Linked DNA regions of Homo sapiens: region 2 is linked to region 1. The links are chromatin loops, found by intact Hi-C in ENCODE. Cell type or tissue: heart right ventricle. All regions are shown on one strand. Each heading gives the region's core, and the rest is flanking DNA. Links, peaks and the distances in the headings are about the cores only.

The links. Peaks named below come from ENCODE experiments on the same cell type or tissue, not always from the same donor. Only the 100,000 strongest peaks of a DNase experiment are listed, where the experiment ranks them.
Region 2: it touches region 1 in a loop (5-fold over the local background); 55 of 110 quality-filtered maps call a loop at or near these places.

The regions. Positions count from the first base shown.
Region 1 is chr17:55,292,611-55,300,461 of GRCh38, forward strand. The region is part of intron 2 of HLF (HLF transcription factor, PAR bZIP family member); the gene reads left to right. Among named protein-coding and RNA genes, the nearest start is that of HLF, 32 kb to the left of the region's middle. RefSeq lists silencers at 3,358-3,652, 3,378-3,672. In heart right ventricle, for the core only: a CTCF peak has its summit at 3,517 (motif pointing left); DNase peaks (open chromatin) are centred at 3,112 and 3,541; H3K27ac peaks cover 1,838 bases.
Region 2 is chr17:54,990,216-54,995,496 of GRCh38, forward strand. STXBP4 (syntaxin binding protein 4) reads left to right here. Exons shown (of 18, transcript NM_178509.6): 4 at 610-742. Among named protein-coding and RNA genes, the nearest start is that of STXBP4, 24 kb to the left of the region's middle. In heart right ventricle, for the core only: CTCF peaks have their summits at 3,014 (motif pointing right) and 3,213; no DNase peak of the experiment used is centred there.

The DNA of each region.
Region 1 (7,851 bases), core at 1,617-5,616:
ACCGGTCCTGCAATATCTGTGAGGTATGCCTTTATATCCAAAGGAATAGAAATCAGTCTTTCAAAGAGATACCGGCATTCCATGTTTATTGCAGCACTATTCACAGTAGCCAAGGAATGGAATCAACCTAAGTGTCCATCAGTGGGTGAATGGACAAAGAAAATATGGCATACATACACAATGGAATACTATTCCACCATAAAAAAGAATGAAATTCTATCACTTGCAGCAACATAGATGGAATTGGAGGTCATTTATGTTAAGTGAAATAAGCCATTCACAGGAAGACAAATATTGTATGTTCTTATTCAAATTGGGAGCTAAAAAGGTTGATCTCATGGAGGTAGACAGTAGAATGATGGTTACCAGAGGCTGGGAAGGTTAGCGGGGGCTGGGATGTGGGATTTAGAGAGGTTAGTTAAGAGGTACAAAAACACAGACGAAATAAGTTCAAGTGTTCAATAGCTACAGTAGGGTGACTATAGTTAACAAGGATTTATTGTATATTTCAGAATACATAGAAGATTTGAAATGGTCCCTTCACAAAGAAATGATCAATGATCCCAGTTACTCTGATTTGATCATTACACATTATATGCATGTATCAAAATATCCCATGTACTATATTAATATATACATTTTTTTAATTAAGATTTGAGGTGCTATATGTGCCTGAGGAGTTATAGGGGATGCCGGTGGAACGACCATTACATGTGGCAGCTGGACTGGGCAACGGCCGATCGCCACTGTGCTCTGAGGAGAGAAGGCAGAGCTTCCCCCTTTATCTGCTGGCTGGTGAAGTCCTGAGAACCGGGCAGTCAGCTAAGCACCAAGTTTTCTCTGACTACAGAGCTCCTATCAAACGGATGGGTAGAAAAGGAATGTTGTCATAATAGCTAACCCTTCTTTAGTGCTTCTTATAGTCTGGGCACTGGACTGAGGTTTATATGTGTTATATCATTAAAACTCAATCTCTGGGAACGACTGTTAGTACTTGGTAGGTATACTATTATTATTGTCGTTTTACAGATGAGAAAACTGAGGCCCAGAGAAAGTGAGCAAAATGGTGCTGGGGGCGATTAATAGGTGGCAGGGCTGGAACATGAAGCCACAGTCTGGCACCAAAGCCCATTCATGGAGCCCCAACTCAATGGGCTGCTTCTCAGTAGAAGGCTTTGCCTTGTGGAAGGTAGTAGAATGTCTAAAATCATCAGAACACCTGTGTGGATGGTACAACACGGTGACAGATATGTACCAGGGACCTAGATGTGGAGGGAGTGAGGAGGAAAGGAGCAACATATGCACCTCTGGGGAGGCCCTAAGGTCTCCTCAGCCAATTCCTAGGGAATTTAATTTTAAAGGACACAGAGAGGGTAGTTTTTAACACAGGTTTTACTTTTAAGTCATGAGGGATGACTTTCTAAGCCACAGTTCCTTCTGATAACGGTCTTAAAAGAGAAGCACCATGAAGTGATAAACACATCAGTCCAGGAAGATTTAGAGACAGCCTAGTAGAGGAGGATTGGAAACAGTGTGGCTGTGTCCCTGAGGGTGCTGGTGCTAAACCCACGGCACAGTCCATATCAGTCAAAGCTTCATTCTCCTTGTGCCCACACTATGCTGATCTGCCCCAGTGCAACAGGGAGACGCATATGGTCAAGAGAATGTGTCTTTCACGAATAGATTTTCTCCTTCGACCATGGTGAGAAGTCCTTGTAAAGAAGCATACATGAATATATGGATGTGTTGGGCATCAGCTGTGCGTGTGGCCCTCAGCCAGGTGAGTGGAGGAAGTTGGAGGCATTCAGTGTTCACCTCCATGTGCTTTTCAGAGACATACCTGGTGAGCTGTCTGCAGATACACAGCGTAGTGGGAGAGATACGCACGTGAAAGCAGCACAGGGCATGTAGCTAGCACTTGGTAAATATTAGTTTCCTTCCCCTTTCTGTGTGTAAGGCAAGTTGTACGAGCAAAGCATCCGCAGCTCAGAATGCAAAAATAGATCTCCATGTGGGGATGTGGCCTCTTTTCCCCAAGTGTGGACCAGATGTCAGGCCGCCTTGTGAGTACTCAAGGAATGTTACGGCTTCCTTCTTCAGGACTTCACTGCTTCTCTCCATATGGAGAAGGCTCCCTTTCCATGCACTTCCTGGATCTGAAAAACAAGAACAAGAAAGAGGATGGCTCTAAAGTCTCAGGAAATGGACCTTTCTATATCCTCCCTTTTAAAAAGCATTTGTATGTAGGTTTTTTAGGTCTTGCTGTCAAGTCGGATACACAGCTGTCATCTGTTATATCGGTGATTTAATAACATAATAAAAATTTATAGAGAACCACAAGCTCATGGATGTTTGTTTTGGAGTGCATTTATTCATCATTAGTATGGGTATTTTTAATCATTTACTGAGGGCCTAGCAAGGTGCTGGTAATTCAGAGATAAGGAAGATGTCATCCTTTAAACTTGAGAAGCTTATGAATGGCGAAGAGATATAATTAATTGTGAATGGAGTGTGGTAGATAGCATCAGGTTGTATATGAGGTAGAATCAGGAAAGCAAGAATGGCCAGCTCTGAATAGAGTGAGGAGGGAAGATGGGAGATGATCCTTGAGTTGTGTCTTGAAGAATGAGCAAAAATTATATTCATGGAAAGAAAGGATACAATATAAGTGACTTGTTGAGTTTTTCTTGGCTGATACTAAGAATGAATTTTCATTAAATATGCACCAGTAATTCACAGGAAATGATCAGGTCAGAATGTTATGGGACATTGGTCTGAAATATAATGAGAGGGGAAAAAAACAGAAAATTTAAAACGTTTATTTATGATGGCTAATATTCAGAGGGGCTAACTCCCTCCTGCCCAGATAAGGAGAACTTTGCCGCCTGGCAAGGGACCTGCGGCTCTGCACTGCCAGGGCAACAGAACCACACGTCTCAAACGTGGTGTTTAAAGAAGATGTTGGAAGGTTAGAGGCGGTGTAATGGATGGGATTTGACAGTTGCTGTGGCAACACACCCACTTCCAGAACATTAGTGTTAGTGGGAGGGCAGGCAAACTCGTGGTACTTGCCCTGGGCTGCCCTATGTCCCGTACCACCTGTTCTATGCCAAAGGTATGAACAAATTCAAAAGGACAAATGCCTCACATGGCTGATGGCTGCCTGCCTTTGTAGAACTGACCCTGGAATAAGATAAGAAGATGAGTAAATCAGAGAAAAGACAACAGGGAAATAGCGTGGAGGAGGAGGGGGAGGCCAGAGCAAGCAGTGTTAACTCCTTTCAGGTCAACATTTCCCAGGGTTATATTAGAATGTATTGACTAACTGGTAGATTTTTATGGGGAAAAAATGCATATGGCATCTGTGTGTCTAAAATGCCCTTGATAGAAGCAGTAGTGTAGAATGCTTTGGGGCATAAATAGTCCTTAGAGTAGCAAAAAGACAGGTTAATGCAAAATTGGTTGGACAGGTTTTGGTTGGAGGCCTGAGTGATTGCCTCCGGAGCACCACCTTCTGGGGAGTCATGGGTATGACATGGTGTGAATATTCCTGAGGTGTGGGTGGTTGGTTTCCTTACAAGGTAGGGTTTGCAAGCTCCTTACATCCACAGGGGCTGTTTCCTCTGGACCAGTCGTTCTCAATCTTGGCCTCACATGAGAATTACCAGTGATTTTTTTAAAAGAAATTTAAACATTTTATTACAAAATTAATATACGATTGTTGTAAAATAGGACTGTATAAAGAGTAACTTGAGTTCCCATATTCCATTTCCAGATTTAACTGTCCACAGTTTCTGCGTACTCTTCCAGACGTTCCCTTTGTGTTTATAAGCATTTATATACATATATATGGGGGTGGGTGTGTATATATTGTGTGTATGGAAATATGGAAATATATGTATATGCATACAATACATAGTGTTATGCATCTTGCCTTTTTCATTCAATATTTTTTGGAGATTTTTCCATATTAATACATATAGATCTGCCGGCTGCATAGAACCTATGATCTGGATATGCTATAATTTACTTAACAATGCCTCTAGGGATTTAGATTGTTTTCATCGTTGGATTCCATTCTTTGTACACTTGTGTGGTATATCTAAAGTTTTCATTCCTAGATGTGGAATTGCTGGATCAAAGTGTGTAGGCTCCAAAAGAATTGAACTAGTTCACACTCCCACTAAAAGTGTGTGAGAAAGCTGTTTCCTCTTCCATTCAAAAAAATTTTTTTTTTTTTTTACAGAGCCCAGGCCCCATTTTCAGATCTTCTGGGTGAGGTTGGAGGGGAGCTAAGTATCTGTACTTTTACAGAGCTCCACAGGTGAGGCTGATCTGTAACCAGGGTTGAGAACTTACATATGTTCTTATCTATGGCCTTAGATAGAGGGTGTAAAATTAGGAGACGCAGCTCCCACTGATGATGCCTGGGTCATGTCCTTTCAGATCCAAATTGCAAGATCTCCTTTAATGTGGTTAATTGGGAGAAATTGAATGACCCATTTCTTCTGAAATTTCTGTTAAACTGGAGGTCTTTATTTAGACAAATGTAAACATTAATCCATCTTTATTAAGATAATGTATGATTAAAGCAACAAGGTACCATCTAGGTTCTGTTTGATACTTTTCTTGTTATTCTGTAGTTATTTGTTCATAAACCATTTTTTCTTCTTATAGGCTTTCAAGGAAGAATTATCTAATTCCTTTTGGTGTGGCCTCAGATTTCATTAGCAGTAGGTAGAGTTTGTAGTTATTGAAAGTCTTTCTCTTATTTCAGTTTGAAATGTTCCCAGGTTGGCACATAGCTTTGGGAACTGGAAGTGTCTCTTTTCCCTTGCTTAGGTAGCCTCAATAGATTGAAAGAAAATGGACATCTCTTCTTCAGAAAACCTGTTCTAAGAATTATCCATCTTAGGAAATTAGGGTGGTTATTGCTCTTCTTTACTGCCTGCCTGAAAAAAATTTCCCAGCCCTCATTTCTTTCATCCTTTCCTTTGAGGCCATGACTTGTCACCCTCTGCTGTGTTCCTCTGTCCCCTGAGCAGCTGTAAGGGGTGAGAGTCACCTACCCTCACCCCTTACACTCCCACCAACCTGAGGACCACGTGTCTTCATCTAACAGCATTTCTTTTTTTTTTTTTTTTTTTTTTTTTGAGATGGAGTCTCGCTCTGTCACCCAACCAAGCTGGAGTGCAATGGCGCGACCTCAGCTCACTGCAACCTCTGCCTCCCGGGTTCAAGCAGTTCTCCTGTCTCAACCTCCCAAGTAGTTAAGATTACAGGTGCCCACCACCATGCCCAGCTAATCTTTGTATTTTTAGTAGAGACGGAGTTTCGCCATGTTGGTTGGGCTGGTCTCGAACTCCTGACCTCAGGTTATGTGCCTGCCTCGGCCTCCCAGAGTGCTGGGATTACAGGTATGAGCCACCGCGCCCAGCCAGCATTTCTTTCTTTTCCTGTTTGAAGAAACTGAGTCCTGTCTACTCCCACCCAGCATTTGCCTGGCATATCTTCACAGTTGGTCTCCTTATCAACCAACTGACTCCCATGATTAGGTCAGATTAGATCCCCTGTTCAGGGGATTTATGTGGGGAACTACACACTGATTGGGACAGGATTTTGTCAATGTACTCAAATGACAAAGGACTTCAGAGATGTTGGAATATTCTTGGTCTACCCAAAGGTTGCAGACCACGGTGGCATTTCCTTCTTATATAGGTCCTGGTGGGCATGGGCTTGAGAAGCTGAAAGAAGACGCATGGAACTCAGAATCTGATCTTTTGATGATGACTTCATATATATGGTCTGTTTACCCACGAGGCACACAAACCTTACCTTATGCCTGTGAAATATAAAGGCAGATTTTTGTCCCATGAAGGTTTCTCCATAGACTACATTAAGCAGGAGACAGATGGGTTTAGCTTGGCTAATCTTAGTGCAAGCTGGAAAATTTCAGTTTTTCTGAAACAACATATTTCTAAGAAATTGTCTGGTCTAGAATGTTATTCTAGTGTATGTTAGGGATCTGTATGACTGTAAAGCAAGGCTGAATTACTGCAGGCCTATAAATATGTGTGAAAATTTACCTACTTCTCCCTACCAACATGGAGGTGGAAAGAAGTAGGTTTAATAAACCCCATTTTTATTACGTGTGTAAATCAGTGGCTGTTTGGCCATTTTTCTCCTATGTAGGACTTGAATTTATATGAGAAAACTTGAGTGTATGCCTTTTCCCAAGTCTTGGCTTGCATCTGAATGTAAAAATCAGATGCATGCTCAATGAATGTTAATTCAGATTATAGATAGCTATAAACTATATAGGCTGCTCTGTGGTCTTTCCTTTCCCTCTGCCTGCATGACTGAAGACCAAACTGTCACTTCCTTATAATCTAGTTCTTCCCATGATACCTCATCACAAAGGTATATATCAGTTGGTCAATAACAGGACTTGTGCAGTGAATACTTACATGAAGCAGACACTGAAGTGCCCAGCAAGAACTGCAAAGGCTGGCAGTATTAGGAGATTGCTCACCGTACCCCAAATGAGATGCCAGAGGCATAAAGTCCATTTTGTTTAGGTACCAGATGACTCTGTGGAATTAACTTGATTTGTCCCCAGTAATCCATATTCTTTAGCATACACTTCCAGGCAACACTTATTGCTTAGCAACACTTACTTAGTAACCTTTCAGAATGATCATTAACTAATAGGGAGACAGCCTGTGGTGCCGATCGTAGGCTGTTGAGGCTATCTCTACGGGCATTTTCACCTATCCTGCCTACTTCCGTAACCTATGCCCCACAAAACATACACTCTCCAGACATGAAATTTAAAAATAATGAAAGATGATGCAGGAACTTCAGACACTAGATGCAATAGACAGCAAAAGGAAGCACCTATGTTAGCCTTGGTTCTCAACATACCAAGATGCTCTTATGAACACTTCTAACAAAATGTTCCCAAGGAGAACACAAAGCAGGCACCTAACATCCAAGAAGCATGTCATCACCTCAGCATGCCTGCCACACGTCTAGCGCACTGCAGCCTTCAACTCCTGGTCTCAAGCGATCTTCCCACCTTAGCCTCCCAAGTAGCTAGGACTACAAGCACGTGCCACCATGCCTCGCTAATTTTTTGAAAAATATTTTTTAGAGATGAGTTCTTGCTACGTTGCCCAGGCTGGTTTTGAACTCCCAGTCATATTGTTCCTCATTTGCTTTTTTTCCTTCTTCTTTGTTAAGAGACAGGGTCTTGTCCTGTTGCCTAGGCTGGAGTGCAGTGCCACCATCTAGCTGACTGCAGCCTTGAACTCCTGGGCTCAAGCGATCCTCCCACCTCAGTCTCCCAAGTAGCTAGGACTACGGACACATGCCACCACCAGGCCCAGCTAATTTTTGAAAAATATGTTTTAGAGATAAGATCTTGCTACATTGCCCAGACTGGTCTTGAAGTCCAAGCCTCAGGTTATCCTCCCTCCTCAGCCTCCCAAAGTGCTGGAACTACAGGTGTGAGTGCTTGGCCTTCCTCATTTGTTTAACAGATATAGTAATGCAGCCACTTGATTAGGAGGCACAGTGACCGCTCTTGAGGGATCAACAGTGTAACCAGGGAAACATCTCTTTGGTCAGTCCCGTTTCACTAGCCTGTTCAAGAACTGGTTTACCTCCTACCTTTCTGGCTTTTCCTAAGTACCTTTTACAGAGTCCTCCTCTTCAGCTGTGCCTAAACTGTCAGTGTTCCCCAGGACTTTTTCTTTGGTTTTCTTGTTCTGTGTGCTCTCCTGGGGAGATAATCAGATTATAACATCTGCATCTCCAGTTTACATTGCCCTTCTATAGCCTACATTGGTA
Region 2 (5,281 bases), core at 1,279-5,278, 300 kb before region 1:
TGGGTTGTCTAGATCAGAGGTCCCTAATCCCTGGGCCACAGACTGGTAGTGGTCCGTAGTCTGTTAGGAATCAGGCGACACAGCAGGAGGTGAGTCTAGGGCAAGTAAGCATTACTGCCTGAGCTCTGCCTCCTGTCAGATCAATGGCGGCATTCAATGCTCATAGGAGCATGAACCCTATTGTGAACTGTGCATGTGAGGGATCTAGCTTGCGTGCTCCTTTTGAGAATCTAGTGGCTGGTGATCTGTCACTGTCTCCCCTCACCCCCAGATGGGACTGTCTAGTTGCAGGAAAACAAGCTCAGGGCTCCCCCTGATTCTACATTATTGTGAATTGTATAATTATTTTATTATATATTACAATGTAATAATAAAGTGCACAAGAAATGTAGTGCATTTGAATCATCCCGAAACCATCACCCCTCTGCAACCCCATTCCCTCTCCCCCCACCTTGGAAAAATTGTCTTCCATGAAACAAGTCCCTGGTACCAAAAAAGGTGAGGGGTTGCTGCTCTAGATCTCAGATTTTGATTTAATAAGTAGTTTAAAGAAAAAAATAGGTGCAGATCTCTAGACTAACCTGTGTGTGCTAATTTACTTTATCTTAGGGATCCTGCCTTTCAGATGATTACAATTGCCAAGGAAACAGGCCTTGGCCTGAAGGTACTAGGAGGAATTAACCGGAATGAAGGCCCATTGGTATATATTCAGGAAATTATTCCTGGAGGAGACTGTTATAAGGTAAAAATATGTCCCATGCCCACCAAAAATACAAACAAAAAGACCCACCAGTGGTAAAGTTTATTTTTTCTTCTTTATTAGTGAATTTATATCCACTGTGACCATACCTCAGTGAAAAATACAAAGGAATTAGAAGATAAGACTATTGCCCTCAAGGAGCTTTAAACTAAGAAATAAATAGGTTCTTCTTCTATGAAAATAATAGATATTTCTGACTGTAAGATAAGGTTATTATTTTTAAATTACATGCTGTTCAACTTTTATCCTGTATCTGATTGAGAGAAATTATATTTGATGACTTGTTATCTTTCTACTACTTTGAGTTTTTATTAAGTTGGATCAGTAGAACTTTAATTACATTCATTTAGCCTCTACTAAATGCAAAACAAAACAGAAACAGCAAACAAAATCTAATTTCTGAATTCGCAGTTCTTGTAGCTTGAGCTAATGAGTTTTATCACTCATTAAAACCAGAAAATGTCTTTTTTTAGGAATTAGAAAGTCTTACTCTCCTCTTCAGTGTAAGAAATATATAATGAGCTCCCTTTCACTTTGGTTGGTAGGAAGCTCAGACCCAAATTTGAAGGACAACCCCAGCAGTTTAACAAACTAGTTACTATATTTAAATTCTCATTCTTCTTGGATTTCATTTGCTGTTTCTGTTTTACTAAAGTGATTATGTGTCATTTTTTGAAAATTGCCTCCATTTGATTTTGGAGAGATATCAGATATAAAGAATTTAATAAAATTATATTAATAATTAAGAATTAATAAAATTAATAAAATATTCTCCATTTGATTGACTCCATTTGATTTTGGAGAGATATCAAATGTAAATAATTTAATAAAATTATATTAATAATTAAGAATTAATAAAATATTCTATTAATATCAAGCTATATAGCATGAGAAAGGATCTTCTTATTTTGTTCTTGTTGTTTGGTTAAATAAACAGTCCTACTACTTTTACCCACCGCCCATATCCCTCCCCCACCACTGCAAACACTTGTTTACTAAGCAGTTTATCTTTTCAGCTGGATTTTTTTGTCTTGTTAGGGAAAAATTCCGTTTTACCAATAACTTCCAAAATAGTTGTAGTACTTTCAATTGTTTTATGCTTGTTCAGATAATAAGGCATCTTTTAAATATACTTTCCGAGTTCTAAGTGTTATAGAGGCCAGGCATGGTGGCTAATGCCTGTAATCCTAGCTTTGGGGAGGCAGAAGCAGGAAGATTGCTTGAGCTCAGGAGTTTGAGACCAGCCTGGGCAACGTAGAGAGACTTGAATTCTATTAAAAATTAAAAAAAAAATCAGCCCGGCATGGTGTTGCATGCCAGTAGTCCCAGGTACTTGGAGGCTGAGGTGGGAGTATTGCTTGAGCCCCGAAGATCAAGAGCAGTGAGGCATGATCGTGCCACTGCACTCCAGCCTGGATGACAGAACAAGACCCTGTCTCAAAAAAAAAAAAAAAGTATTATTTAATAAGTTTAATGGCATAAATTTTTGGCTATTAAATTTAAATTATTAAATAAATATTTAAAAGCTAAATTTAAACAAATTCAAAAAAACAAAAAAATGAATTTTTTCTTCCAAGAATTGAGGTGTTACTTTAGTGTTAAAGCTGAGAGGTGTGTGTGAGTGTGTGTCTGTGTGTGTGTGTTCAATATAGTAAGGCATTTCTTAAACTACACTTGATATAATGCAATAGTAGATCAGGGTACCCAACAAGTGATAAGAATTTGCTTCCTTTTTTTTTTTTTTTTTTTTTTTGAGACAGAGTCTCACTCTGTTGCCCAGGCTGGAGTGCAGTGGCACAATCTCGGCTCACTGCAACCTCCACCTCCCAGGTTCAAGCGATTCTCCCACCTCTCAGCTTCCCTAGTAGCTGGGATTACAGGTGCGTGCCAACACACCTAACTAATTTTTGTATTTTTAGTAGAGACAGAGTTTCACCATGTTGGCCAGGCTAGTCTCGAACTCCCAACCTCAGGCGATCCATCCGCCTCAGCCTCCCAAAGTGCTGGGGGTACAGGCATGAGCCACCACGCCTGACCTAAGAATTTGCTTTTAAGACAAGCATCAATTTGTGCTTGTTTGTTACGATGAAAACTATTTGGAGTTAGAGTAATAAGTTGATAGCGGTGGTGCTGAATGACTCTTTATCTTCTGTCAGTGATAGCAGATTAAGAAATTATTCTTATGATATCTACTTTTTCTTGTTAGAATTTTACTGAAGTATTAAAAGGCAAAATTTTCTCATTGACTATATTCTCTACTTAGCACTAGAGGGCAGCACAGAGCTATTAATGTTCTTCCTACCTGGTCATATCTGACCAAGGAAAACAGGCAAGATAGAAAAAGGTGTAGGAGAAGAGGACCAGGGGTGATGGCTCATGCCTCTAATTCCAGCACTTTTGGAGGCCCAGGCAGGAGGATCCCTTGGGCCCAGGAGTTCCAGGTTGCAGTGAGCTATGATTGCATCACTACACTCCAGCCTGGGCAACAGAGCATTTCTAAAAAATAAAAAAATTTATAGAAGTAATTTTCTAGTGCTTACATTATTTTTAAATATTTTCTCAAGATGGAGAGCTCTATGCATATGCATATTCTTCAAATACAAAATTGATATAACTTTATTTTACAACAATGTATTAATACATTTACTATATTCTAAATACTGTTTTAACATGTTAATAAATTTCTAGTCTGCACAAAATTTCTACATAGTAGAATCTGTGGAATAGGAAACACAAACTCATAAGGTTATCTTAATGAAGTTGCTGAACTGAGTAACTGTTAATATTTTTTAAATGCATATGAATGCTTTAACTTTCTGTAATTTTGTTTTAACATTATAATGTTTCATAATTAACAGTATAGGCTATCTCAAGCTTATAGCTAGATTATATTTCATTTATATTTTCAAATCTTCCAAACTGTAAGGGAGTTATTGGAACGCAGAAGAAATTTTCTTTAATTATTCATGGTTTGCCACCACCCACCCCAAAAGTTTTCCTCCTGGAAAATATGAGAATAAAATACTGGTTTAGTAGAAGCAAAATAGTATGTTTCTTTGAAAAACATATCCAGAGTTCAAATATGGGATATTATGAATACATCTTTTCAGTTCAAGCAGAACCAAGATTCCCTCAGCTCTAAGAGCTAGAGGCACCCTATAAATTGAGAACTACTGTATTAATTGCTAAAGTTAAGGAAATAAGAGAGCTCCAAGGCCCTTTCACTGTGTCAGCTAGTCCCATATCTATCTGGGGTCAATCCTAGACCCTTTTTCTGGCCAAGACACTCCTTTAAGCTTCATACCCATATTCAGTTCCCTGATCAACATTTTTACTTGGACCTCTTAAAGGTATCTCAAACTCAGCATTTCTGAAGCAGAACTCATGACATTTACATCACACCATATTCTGCTCAACTCTTCCCAAACAGAGTCTCTTCCAGTTTACCTAGTCTTGGTGAATGACAGCTTCTAGCTACACAAAGTCAGAAAATTTAACAGCTTCCTATTTCAACTCCCATAACACTGTTCAATTCATTAACACATACCATTGACTTTTTTACTCTCGAAATATCTCTTGAACCCATCAGTCTTCTTGATCTTTATTCTTATCACTGGAGCTTAAACTGTCATCAGTTTTGAATCAGCCCTTTCAGTAGCATCGTTTGTTCTTATGCACCATACCTATTTCCCTCCCAACCTACATATCTTACTAATATTTGGTTGCCTGCAAGGTTCCATATAGTGTGGCTTCTGCCCTGTCCTTCTCTGCCTCTCCATCACTATGCTTCCAGAGTAGCATTTTCTCAGTTCCTGGAAGGGGCGAATTTCTCTTTTTTTTTTTTCTTTTCCATCTCATATGCTGTTCCCTTAGGAAACAGCACTCCATTTCCTTTCCCCCATTATTTCCAGTTATCAATTCAAAGACTGCTGCCTAAGGGTTGTGTTGCCTGCTTTCCCCCAGTCTAGGCTAGGTTTTATTTTTTTCTACATATGCTCCTAAATCCCATTCCTTTCCTTTGTGTCACCTACCTCAGTTTGCAATGATATATTTATATTTATGATTGTTTAATCATCTCTGCCTGAACCACAAGACAGTATGTTTCTTAAGGGCAAGGATGCTATCTGATTTTATTCACAGTAATATTGTTAGTCCCCACTGTGGTGCCTGACACATACATACTTGCTCAATTTAAATTTATGAATGAACGGTCCCGTAGTCATTTTCTCACATTTCTGAGGATTACTGATCTGCTTATTTACCCTTCCACTGGCACCATTTGGGCTCCACACCAAGGTACTTCCTCCTTGGGCCTTTGTGTCAGATTTCCGACAACACTTTAAAGTTCTCAAATGTTCATTTTTATTTCTTTCTTTTGTTGCTGGTAACATAGGGAAAGCAGACAGAAATCAAAATCCTCTCTTCAAATCTGATAGTATATTTCATATTTTCTTCAGTTGGTTCTAAGATATACATTAAAACATATACATATAAGCTATGCATGCACACACACATATATAT